Linked DNA regions of Homo sapiens: region 2 is linked to region 1. A link is an interaction called in ENCODE POLR2A ChIA-PET data of the cell type or tissue named here. Cell type or tissue: PC-3. All regions are shown on one strand. Each heading gives the region's core, and the rest is flanking DNA. Links, peaks and the distances in the headings are about the cores only.

Region 1 (5,222 bases), core at 1-5,000:
CTGCCTTTGAGAAGCAAATAGTACAGAGAATCACACAGAAGCCAGGGCAAGAGGTGATGGCACATGATCAGCACTGTAACAGGGTGAGGGCAGACACAGGGTGAGACACAGTGTGATCATAGAGGAGAGAGTAATTAAGCTGTCTGGGAGAGTCAGGGAAGGCTCTACTGAGCTGGAATCTGAGTTGGATCTTGAGAGATGAAAGAAACCTAGCAAACAGTAAAGAGGAAGGCAAGAACCACACTTGCAAAGCCACAGGATCTTTATTTATTTATTTATTTTATATATGTATATATTTTTGAGACGGAGTCTCACTCTGTCGTCCAGGCTGGAGTGCAGTGGCGTGATCTCAGTTCACTGCAACATCCGCTTCCCAGGTTCAAGTGATTCTCCTGCCTCAGCCTCCTGAGTAGCTAGGATTACAGGTGTGTGCCACCATGCCCAGCTAATTTTTTGTATTTTTAGTAGGGACAGGGTTTCACCGTGTTAGCCAGGATGGTCTTGATCTCCTGACCTTGTGATCCGTCCGCCTTGGCCTCCCAAAGTGCTGGGATTACAGGCTTGAGCCACCGCACCTGGCCGAGAATCTTTAAAAAGAGCTTGCATGTGTTCAGAAGAGAGAAGGTTATGGAGGCTGTGGAGGGGTGTGTGGAGAGAAGAGTCTGGAGTATCAGGGAACCAGTCTGAAGAGGGTGGGGCCAGATTGTGGGACTTTGGATGTTGCTCTACAGGCAACGGGGAACAACTAGAGATTTGCAGTCAGGGGTGACATGATCATTCTATCAGCAGTGAAGGGAGTGCAACAGCATGGTAGGACAACAGCGGGAAGACTGGCTAGGACACAACTGTCAACATGGGTGAAGTGAGGACCAAATTGAGGGACAGCAGCTGGGGATGGAGAAGAGGAACAAGAGGGACTTCAGAGACCTTCCTCACATCAATCCCACAGGCTCAGCAACTCTCTGGGTTGGCCTGGGAATGGAAAGACTACAGGGCAGGAAAGGGAAGGGAAAGAATAGAGTTGAGGCCAGGCACAGTGGCTCACGCCTGTAATCCCAGCACTTTGGGAGGGTGAGGCAGGTGGATCACTAGAGGTCAGAAGTTTGAGACCAGTCTGGCCAACATGGTGAAACCCCATCTCTACTAAAAATACAAAAATTAGCCGGGCGTGGTGGCACATTCCTGCAATCCCAGCTACTCAGGAGGCTAAGGCAGAAGAATTGCTTGAACCCAGGAGAGGTGGAGGCTGCAGTGAGCTGAGATCACACCACTGCACTCCACCCTGACTCTATCTCAAAAAAAAAAAAAAAAAAAAAAAAGGCCAGGCACAGTTGCTCACGCCTGTAATCCCAGCACTTTGGGAGGCCAAGGCAGGTGGATCACCTGAGGTCAGGAGTTTGAGACTAGCCTGGCCAACATAGTGAAACCCCATCTCTACTGAAAATACAAAAATTAGCCGGGCGTGGTGGCATGCGCCTGTAGTCCCAGCTACTTGGGAGGCTGAGGCAGGAGAATCGCTTAAACCCAGGGGGCAGAGGTTGCAGTGAGCCAAGATAGCACCACTGCACTCCAGCCTGGGCAACAGAGCAAGACTTTGTCTCAAAAAAAAAAAAAAGAAAAGAAAAGAAAAAAGAAAGAAAGGAGTGCCCAAAATAAGTGACTGTGGGAGAGGAGGAACAGGTTTTTCAAGGGTGGGTGTGGTGGGGTAGGGAGAGGATCCGAGAAGATATTGAGTCAGGTTGGAGATAGCTGTGGAATATTTCTGGTTGGAAGGATTGGGAAGGTGCAGGTGTGAGTTTGAAATAGTGGTCTGAGCTCAGGAGGAAGCTGAGAACTAGAGATCTAGATCTGGGATCGCTGAAATGTGGATGCTATTCTGAAGTCATAGAAATGAAGGTATAAAGTGAGAACAGGGTAAACCCAGCACTTTGGGAGGTTGAGGCAGGATTGCTTGAATCCAGGAGTTCGAGACTAGCCTGGGCAACAAAGTGAGACCTCATTTCTCCAAAAAAAAAAAAAAAAAAAGCCAGGCACGATGGTGTTTGCCTGTAGTCCCAGCTACTTGGGAGGCTGAGATGGGAGGATTTCTGGAGCCTAGGAGATTGAGGCTGCAGTGAGCCGTGATTGTGCCACTGCACTTCGGCCTAGGCAACACAGTGAGACTCTGTCTCGAAGGAAGGAAGGAAGGAAGGAAGGAAGGAAGGAAGGAAGGAAGGAAGGAAGGAAGGAAGGAAGGAAAGGAGGGAGGGAGGGGAGGGGAGGGGAGGAAAAGAAAAGAAAAGAAAAAAAAGAAAGACAAAGTTTAAGTTCTGAACTTCCAATAGCATGAATAAAAACAAAAAAAGAACTCTGGAATACTCCTAAATGTATGAGACAGGAAGTGAAAACAGGCTGAGGAAGGTGAGAATTATCAGGATAAAAGAGGCCAAGGATGGAGAGAATTTCAAGAGACTGGCCAAACAAGCATGTGAGTCACAAGCAGCAGACGCATCCCAGGCTCATGACTCCCTAAGAGACCATTAAGATCTAAGAGTGAGGACATGCCTGGGGGTGCAGGGGTAAGAGTGGACACAGGAGTACAGGGATGACAGCAAGCAGGAGCGACTTTTGGTTCTTGGCACTACTTCACCCAAAAATACTCTGTTTTCTGGCCGGGCGTGGTGGCTCACACCTGTAATCCTAGCATTCCGGGAGACCGAGGTGGGTGGATCACCTGAGATCAGGAGTTTGAGACCAGCCTGACCAACGTGGTTGAAACCCCACCTCTACGAAAAATACAAAAATTAGCCAGGCATGCTAGTGCACGCCTGTAATCCCAGCTACTCGGGAGTGTGACTCTGTCTCAAAAAATAAATGAATAACCCTGTTTTCCCATCTGCCAGGCTTTCTGCTTTCAGTCCAAGCCCTCTGTGCCACAGGTCTCTGCCCTTCCTCCTGAGAGCCCTCCCAGCTCCTTTGGACACTGCCCTGATCCCACTTGTGATGTGCTGTCACTCTCAGTGAGCATTTATTTTCTTTCTTTTTTTTTTTTTTTTGAGATGGAGTCTCGCTCTGTCATGCAGGCTGGGGGGCAGTGGTGCAATCTCGGCTCGCTGCAACCTCCGCCTCCCGGGTTCAAGCGATTCTCCTGCCTCAGCCTCCCGAGTAGCTGGAACTACAGGTGCCCGCCATCACGCCTGGCTAATTTTTGCATTTTTAGTAGAGATGGGGTTTCACCATATTGGCCAGGCTGGTCTCGAACTCCTGACCTTGTGATCCGCCCGCCTTGGCCTCCCAAAGTGCTGGGATTACAGGCGTGAGCCACTGCGCCCCAGCCTCAGTGAGTATTTCTTAGCTCTCCTGCCAGAAGCCATTGATCACATACTGTGCTCATTTACCATGGTCTCCTGCACAGGCCTGCAGAGCAGCATGACCTCAGTGATGTGCACTAACGTGAACATCTCAAAGCAGCACTTGCTGGATGGGTCACAGTTTGCAAATGTGCACAGCACTCTTCTCTGAATGAACAGCAAGTACCCCTTGTTTGTCCTGGTTAAATATTACCATTTCTCTGAAATTAAGATTATCTTACCCCAAGTGTTTCCAAAGAAGACTTAACGGAAGAGTCAAAGTTCACCTATCTCTCTACCCAAGTTTTAACACCCAGCCTGGCTCCAGGTGCCAACCATAAAGGCAGGAATCCTATCTGGGCAGCTGTCTGTAGTCACAGTGAAGCTGTAAGAACCCTGCCATTTTCAAATTTCTTGAGACAATGCTCTGTTACACAGGAAAGTTCTACCAGGTCCATCTGGTTATTCCAAGAATTCCCAAAGTTATGGTCAAGCTGGGGCCAACCCTCTCTGGGAAGGTCCCACTGTCTGCACAGGGAAATTCAAGTAACTTTGTTCACACCCAAATCACGTTTCTGCCACCACTTCTTCCTTCCACAGGAGAGAAATATTTCAAATCCTTGGGAAGCAGCCACAACACTGAGATTATCTTTTAACTGCAAGGAGGCAATGTGTGAAAGTGATATTGTGTGACTTGGCAACTTACAAACACTGAAAGGTTTTCTCTGTTCAATGCCACCACCTATTCCACTTCCTCTCCTTGAGATCAATGCTGTCTGCCTGGGATAATCTGGCAGAAGTGCTGAGTGGGAAAGCAGCCCTAGGCACTTGCCTGGGTGGTCTGATTTTTAGTGGACTGCTGAAAAATGGACAGTACAATGACTCCCTTTAGCTTTCCACCCCTTCATCACCTGACAAGACTTAATGAGAAACTTTTGGGAGCAGACACCCTGGATCATTCCAAAGCAGAGACCGAAATACTCAGAGGGTACAAAGCAGCTGCCATAACCAACAGAGGAATTAGGGTGTGCCAGTGGAGGCTGTGAAATCAACAACACTTGGCTTGCAGTTTCCTGCTTCCTCCTAGGAGGTGGGCAAACCTCTGTGGCACACTCATATCTTAACTTCCCATTCACAGCTCTTTCTGTGCAGGAAGTTTTCTAATCATCCCGATCATAACCACACGCAAGGAAGAGGTCATAAAAGCACATGCCCACAGTGCGGGGTGGAAGCAGGCACTTAATAAAGAACCTTGGATGAGGAAGTCAACTAAATGGTGCACTGGGAGTTTCAAAGGATATAACGACTGAGCAGAAAACAGATTCCATGGTCGAATAACCTTGAGAAATGCTGGGTCAAATAAAGCTGAGCCAATGTCTTTTTGTAGGATTTCTCAGAGCCTTTAACAAACTAACAGGCCTTGTGAATCTTTATTTTGGTTTGTTTGTTTTTTGAGATAGAGTTTCACTCTATTACCCAGGCTGGAGTGCAAAGGCACTCCTCAGCTCACTGCAACCTCCACCTCCCAGGCTCAAGTGATCCCCCTGTGGCAGCCTCCCGAGTAGCTGAGCCCACAGGTGCATGCCACCACACCCAGCTAATTTTTTGTATTTGTTGTAGAGATGGGGTTTTGCCATGTTGCCTAGGCCATTCTCAAACTCATGACCTCAAGTGATCCACCTGCCTTGGCCTCCCAAATTGCTGAGATTATAGGTGTGAGCCACCATGCCTGGCCAAGCCTTGTGAATCTTTGAAAAAACAAACAGGCTGGGCACAGTGGCTCACGCCTGTAATCCTAGCACTTTGGGAGGCTGAGGCGGGTGGATCACCTGAGGTCTGGAGTTCGTGACCAGCCTGGCCAACATGGTAAAACCCTGTCTCTAGTAAAAATAC
Region 2 (5,400 bases), core at 401-5,400, 580 kb after region 1:
CGGAGGTTGCAGTGAGCCAAGATCACGCCAATGCACTCCAGCCTGGGCAACAGAGCGAGACTCCCTCTCAAAAATAAATAAATAAATAAATAACTTTAAAAAAACCCCATATCGTTATTACTTACTATTTTAACAAGAATGTAAGTAGCAAATTTGTTTTTTTTTTTGAGACACAGTCTTACTTTGTCACCCAGGCTGGAGTGCAGTGGTGCAATCTCAACTCACTGCAACCTCTGCCTCCCAGGTTCAAGCAATTCCTGTGCCTCAGCCTCCCAAAGCAGCTGGAATTACAGGTGTGTGCCACTACACCTGGCTAATTTTTGTATTTTTAGTAGAAAAGGGGTTTTGCCATGTTGGCCAGGCTGTTCTCAAACTCCTGACCTCAAGTGATCTGCCCGCTTCAGCCACCCAAAGTGCTGGGATTACAGGTGTGAGCCACCATGCCCAGCCTTAAGTAGCAAATCTAAATTTTTATTCCGTACTTTCCTGGACACTGGGAGATATAAATATCCAAAATGTGCAACATCCTTTAAAATGCAACCAAGTACTCATCAAATGTCATGCATGAACTTGGAACACAGCCATTCTATAAATTTTTTGTTTCTTTTAAGAAACAAGGGGTCGGGCGCGGTGGCTCATGCCTGTAATCCCAGCACTTTGGAAGGCCAAGGCAGGCGGATTACGAGGTCAGGAGATCGAGACCATCCTGGCTAACAAGGTGAAGCCCCGTCTTTACCAAAAATACAAAAAATTAGCCAGGCGTGGTGGCAGGCGCCTGTAGTCCCAGCTGCTCGGGAGGCTGAGGCAGGAGAATGGCGTGAACCTGGAAGGCAGAGCTTGCAGTGAGCTGAGATCGCGCCACTGCACTCCAGCCTGGGTGACAGAGCGAAGACTCTGTCTCAAAAAAAAAAAAAAAAAAAAGAACAAGAAAAAGAAACAGGGTTGGCCAGGTGCAGTGGCTCACGCCTGTAATCTCAGTACTTTGGGAGGCCAAGTCGGGTAGATCACGTGAGGTGAGGAGCTCAAGACCAGCCTAGCCAACATGGTGAAACCCCATCTCTACTAAAAATACAAAAAAATTAGCCGGGCATGGTGGCGTGTGCCTATAATCCCAGCTACTCAGGAAGCTGAGTCAGTAGAATTGCTTGAACTTGGGAGGTGGAGGTTGACCGAGATCTCGCCACTACACTCCAGCGTGGGCAACAGAGCCAGACTCCGTCTCAAAAAAACAAAAAACAAAATAAAAAAAAAACAGGGTCTTGCTCTATTGCCCAGGCTAGAGTACAGTGGCATGATCATAGCTCATTACAGACTGCTGGGCTCAAACAATCCTCCCACCTCAGCTTCCTAAGTAGCTGGGACTACAGAGTGGCTAATAAGAAAAAAATTTTTTTTAGAGACAGGGTCTCCCTACATTGCACAGGCCGGTCTTGAACTCCTGGCCACAAGCGATCCTCCTGCCTCAGCCTCCCGAGTAGCTGGTGTATACCACTACACTTGGCTTCCACTCTGTAAACAGGTACACACCACCACGCTTGGCTTCCATTTTGTAAATTTTGATTCCAGGTTTCAGGTACAGCTCTAGTAAGGTTCTAGCTTATCACCTCTGGGTCTTTTTTTCCCTTTCTGCCCATCAAATGAAATACTTTGAAAACTCACTTCATAATTTTGTTGGAGAGAACAGTCATCTTCTTTGCTCCATAATCATAAGCATTCTCATTTTTAGACTAATAAATGTCAATCAGAATGAACAATCCAGGCTGAGCGTGTGGCTCTTGCCTCTAATCCCAGCACTCTCAGAGGCCGAGGCGGGTGGATCACGAGGTCAGGAGATTGAGACCATCCTGGCTAAAACGGTGAAACCCCATCTGTACCAAAACTACAAAAAATTAGCTGGGTGCAGTGGCACGCACCCGTAGTCCCAGCTACTCGGGAGGCTGAGGCAGGAGAATCGCTTGAACCCAGGAGGCAGAGGTTGCAGTGAGCAAAGACCATGCCACTGCACTCCAGCCTGGGTAACAAGAGTGAGACTCTGTCTCAAAAAAAAAAAAAAAAAAAAAAAAAAAAAAAAACTGATTTTTTTTTTCATTTTTACATAATTTTTCCTTCTAACCATCTTTATACATATACGTAACTTTGGCACCTGTCCACTTACAAACTGCATCAACTAAGTTTTGGTGTACAAATATCTTGAAAGATGAAAGAATACTATCATACATCTTTTTGGCAAAGTGCAGTGGTTTTGATTGTTTTTTTTTTTCATTTCTTAAAAATAGAAATGGGGTCTCACTATGTTGCCCAGGCTGGTCTCGAACGTCTGGGCTCAAGCGATCCTCCCACCTCAGCCTCCCAAGAAGGTGGGATTGCAGGCATATGCCACTGCACCCAGCCCAGTTCTGATTCTTATAAAAAGAAAATCACATTCTAGCTGGATGCCTATAGTGCCAGTTACTTGGGGGAACTGAAGCAGGAGAACAGCTTGAGCTCAGGAATTTAAATCCAGCCTGGGCAACATAGTGAGATAGATCCCATCTTTAAAAAAAAAAAAAAAAAAAAAAAAATTCACCGCTGGGCATGGTGGCTCACGACTGTAATCCCAGCACTTTGGGAGGCCAAGGCAGGTGGATCACCTGAGGTTGGGAGTTCAAGACCAGCCTGACCAACATGGAGAAACCCCATCTTTTACTAAAAATACAAAAAATTAGCCAGGCATGGTGGTACATGCCTGTAATCCCAGCTACTTGGGAGGCTAAGGCAGGAGAATCCCTTGAACCCAGGAGGCGGAGGTTGCGGTGAGCCGAGATTGTGCCATGGCACTCTAGCCTGGGCAATAAGAGCAAAACTCTGTCTCAAAAAAAAAAAAAAAAAAAAAATCACATTCTAAACTCATCTAGGGTACAGTCACATATGTATATGGGTGGAGACAGAATCTTGCTATGTTGCCCAGCCTGGTTTTGAAGTACTGGGCTCAAGTGATCCTCCCATCTCAGCCTCCCGAGATGCTAGGATTACAGGTGCACGCCACCATGCCTGGCTGAAGACTCTTATTTTACAACTTGGTTTATATAACTTTACCGTCATCCTAACAGTCTAGAGTACTACTGTCACACAGCATTCATCTACTAGTTCCTCTGAAATGTCTTCTGTAGTCAGTTTTCTTCTCTTTGCCATTATAGGAGGAAGATGAAAAACTATGGATTTTTAAATATGTCCAATGAAAGCTTAAAAGTTGAAAAATAGTATAAAAATTACCATGTACTCCTTCACCTAGATTCTCCAAATGTTAACATCTTACATAATGTTTAAGATGGTATCTCCCAACTTCTTTTATACTTTCTTGAAAGATGCTGTAGGCTGGGCATGCTGGCTCATGCCTGGAATCCCAGCACTTTGGGAGGCTAAGGTGGGTGGATTGTTTGAGCCCAGGAGTTCGAGACTAGCCTAGACAACATGGCGAAACGTTCTCTCTACAAAAAAAATACAAAAATTAGCCAGGTGTGGTGGCACATGCCTGTAGTCCCAGCTACTTGGAGGGCTGAGGTGAGATTGCTTGAGTCTGGGAGGCGAAGGTTGCAGTGAACTGAGATTGCGCCACTGCACTCCAGCCTGGGTGACAGAGTGAGACCCTGTATCCAAAAAGAAAAAAAAAGTTGCTGTAAGTTTTGGGAAAAGCAATAAGAAAACTGAAGGGCTGCGGTGCACACCTATAGTCCCAGCTACCGAGGATGCTTAGGAGGGATGATCACTTGAGCCCAGAAGTTTGAGGCTGCAGAGAGCTATGATCATACCACTGCCCTTCGGCCTGGGCAACAAAGCGAGGCCCCATCTCTAAAAACTGAAGTGTAAAACTAATGATTTATTTCACTACTGCATATCCTTTTAAGCAATTCTATAATTCTCCCTTTGTCATATTATTTTAGTCCTCTTTAGCATATTTGAGAATTGATGAGTAATGATGAAATAATTCCTAGGATGATGAAATACCAAAACATTTCAATATACAGGAAAAATAAGATCAGTAAAACTCCACAACATTGTTTCGATGTACAAGTGGTAATAGCTAAAATGAGTTTATTCCTTTGGAAAAAAAATAAATTTTCAGGCTGGGCATGGTGACTCATGCCTGTAATCGCAGCACTTCGAGAGATAAGAAGTTTGAGGCCAGCCTGGCCAATATGGTGAAACCCCATTTCTACTAAAAATACAAAAATTAGCTGGGTATGGTGGTACACACCTGTAATCCCAGCTACTCGGGAGGTTGAGGCAGGAGAACCAGTTGAACCCAGGAGGCGGAGGTTGCAGTGAGCCAAGATCGCGCTACTGCACTCCAGCCTGGGGATGGAACAAGACCGCATCTCAAAAATAAAATTAAAAATAAAAATAAATTTTCTCTTTGCTGTTTTGAAGACCTCCAATAAATAAAAGTCATGAAATATACATCTTTACAAGTAGTTAGTACTGCTTTAAAAAAAAAAAGCAAAACTCAAAAACTAAAATTGAGTCCAGACCAGGTGCAGTGGCTCAGGCCTGTAATCCCAGCACTTTGGGAGGCCGAGGTGGGCAGACTGCTTGAGCCCAGGAGTTTGAGACCAATCTGGGCAATACAGACTTCGGTGACACTGATGTTACCCAGACATTTCTTACTACTGTAGGTAGAAAATGAACAGAAATTTAGTTAAATTCAAAATGTATTAATAATTGTTATCAATGTTGATTTTCTGATTTGATCACTGTATTGTGGTTTTAAAAGATGCACTTGGGGAATCTAGGTGAAGATTATAGGGCTATTATTTGTATTATTTTTGCAACTCTCTTTGAAGTCTAAAATTATTTCCAAAGAAAAAGTTTTTTAAAAATTAAGTATTAGGCCAGGCATGGTGGCTAACACCTGTAATCTCAGCACTTTGGGTGTCTGAGGCAGGTGGATTGCTTGAGTCCAGGAAGACCAGCCTGAGCAACATGGTAAGACCCTATCTCTATTTAATATAAGAAATATAATCTTTCAAAATATCTATAAGGCCAGGTGCAGTGGCTCATGCCTGTAATCCCAGCACTTCGGGAGGCCAAGGCAGGTGGATTGCCTGAGGCCAGGAGTTCAAGACAAGGCTGGTCAACGTGGTAAAACCCTGTCTCTACTAAAAATACAAAAAATTAGCCAGGCATGGTGGTGGCGCCTGTGATCCCAGCTACTCAGGAGGCTGAGACAGGAGAACTGCTTGAACCTGGGAAGGGGAGATTGCAGTGAGCTGAGATCGCGCTACTGTACTCCAGCCTGGGCGACAGAGCGAGACACTGTCTCAAAAAAAAAAAAAAAAAAAAAAAAATTAGCCAGGCATGGTGGTGGGTGCCTGTAATCCCAGCTACTCGGGAGGCTAAGGCAGAAGAATCACTTGAACCCAG

What was found. Peaks named below come from ENCODE experiments on the same cell type or tissue, not always from the same donor. Only the 100,000 strongest peaks of a DNase experiment are listed, where the experiment ranks them.
Region 2: POLR2A ChIA-PET joins it to region 1 with 7 read pairs; 7 of 35 experiments call an interaction of 5 or more read pairs at or near these places.

Annotation. Positions count from the first base shown.
Region 1 is chr15:74,863,780-74,869,001 of GRCh38, forward strand. All of the region lies in intron 1 of SCAMP2 (secretory carrier membrane protein 2), which reads right to left. Among named protein-coding and RNA genes, the nearest start is that of SCAMP2, 7.0 kb to the right of the region's middle. RefSeq lists an enhancer at 1,781-2,712. In PC-3, for the core only: no CTCF peak of the experiment used is centred there; a DNase peak (open chromatin) is centred at 2,492; H3K4me3 peaks cover 444 bases; H3K27ac peaks cover 1,346 bases.
Region 2 is chr15:75,440,082-75,445,481 of GRCh38, forward strand. The region is part of intron 1 of SIN3A (SIN3 transcription regulator family member A); the gene reads right to left. Among named protein-coding and RNA genes, the nearest start is that of SIN3A, 8.9 kb to the right of the region's middle. RefSeq lists a silencer at 922-1,071. In PC-3, for the core only: no CTCF peak of the experiment used is centred there; no DNase peak of the experiment used is centred there.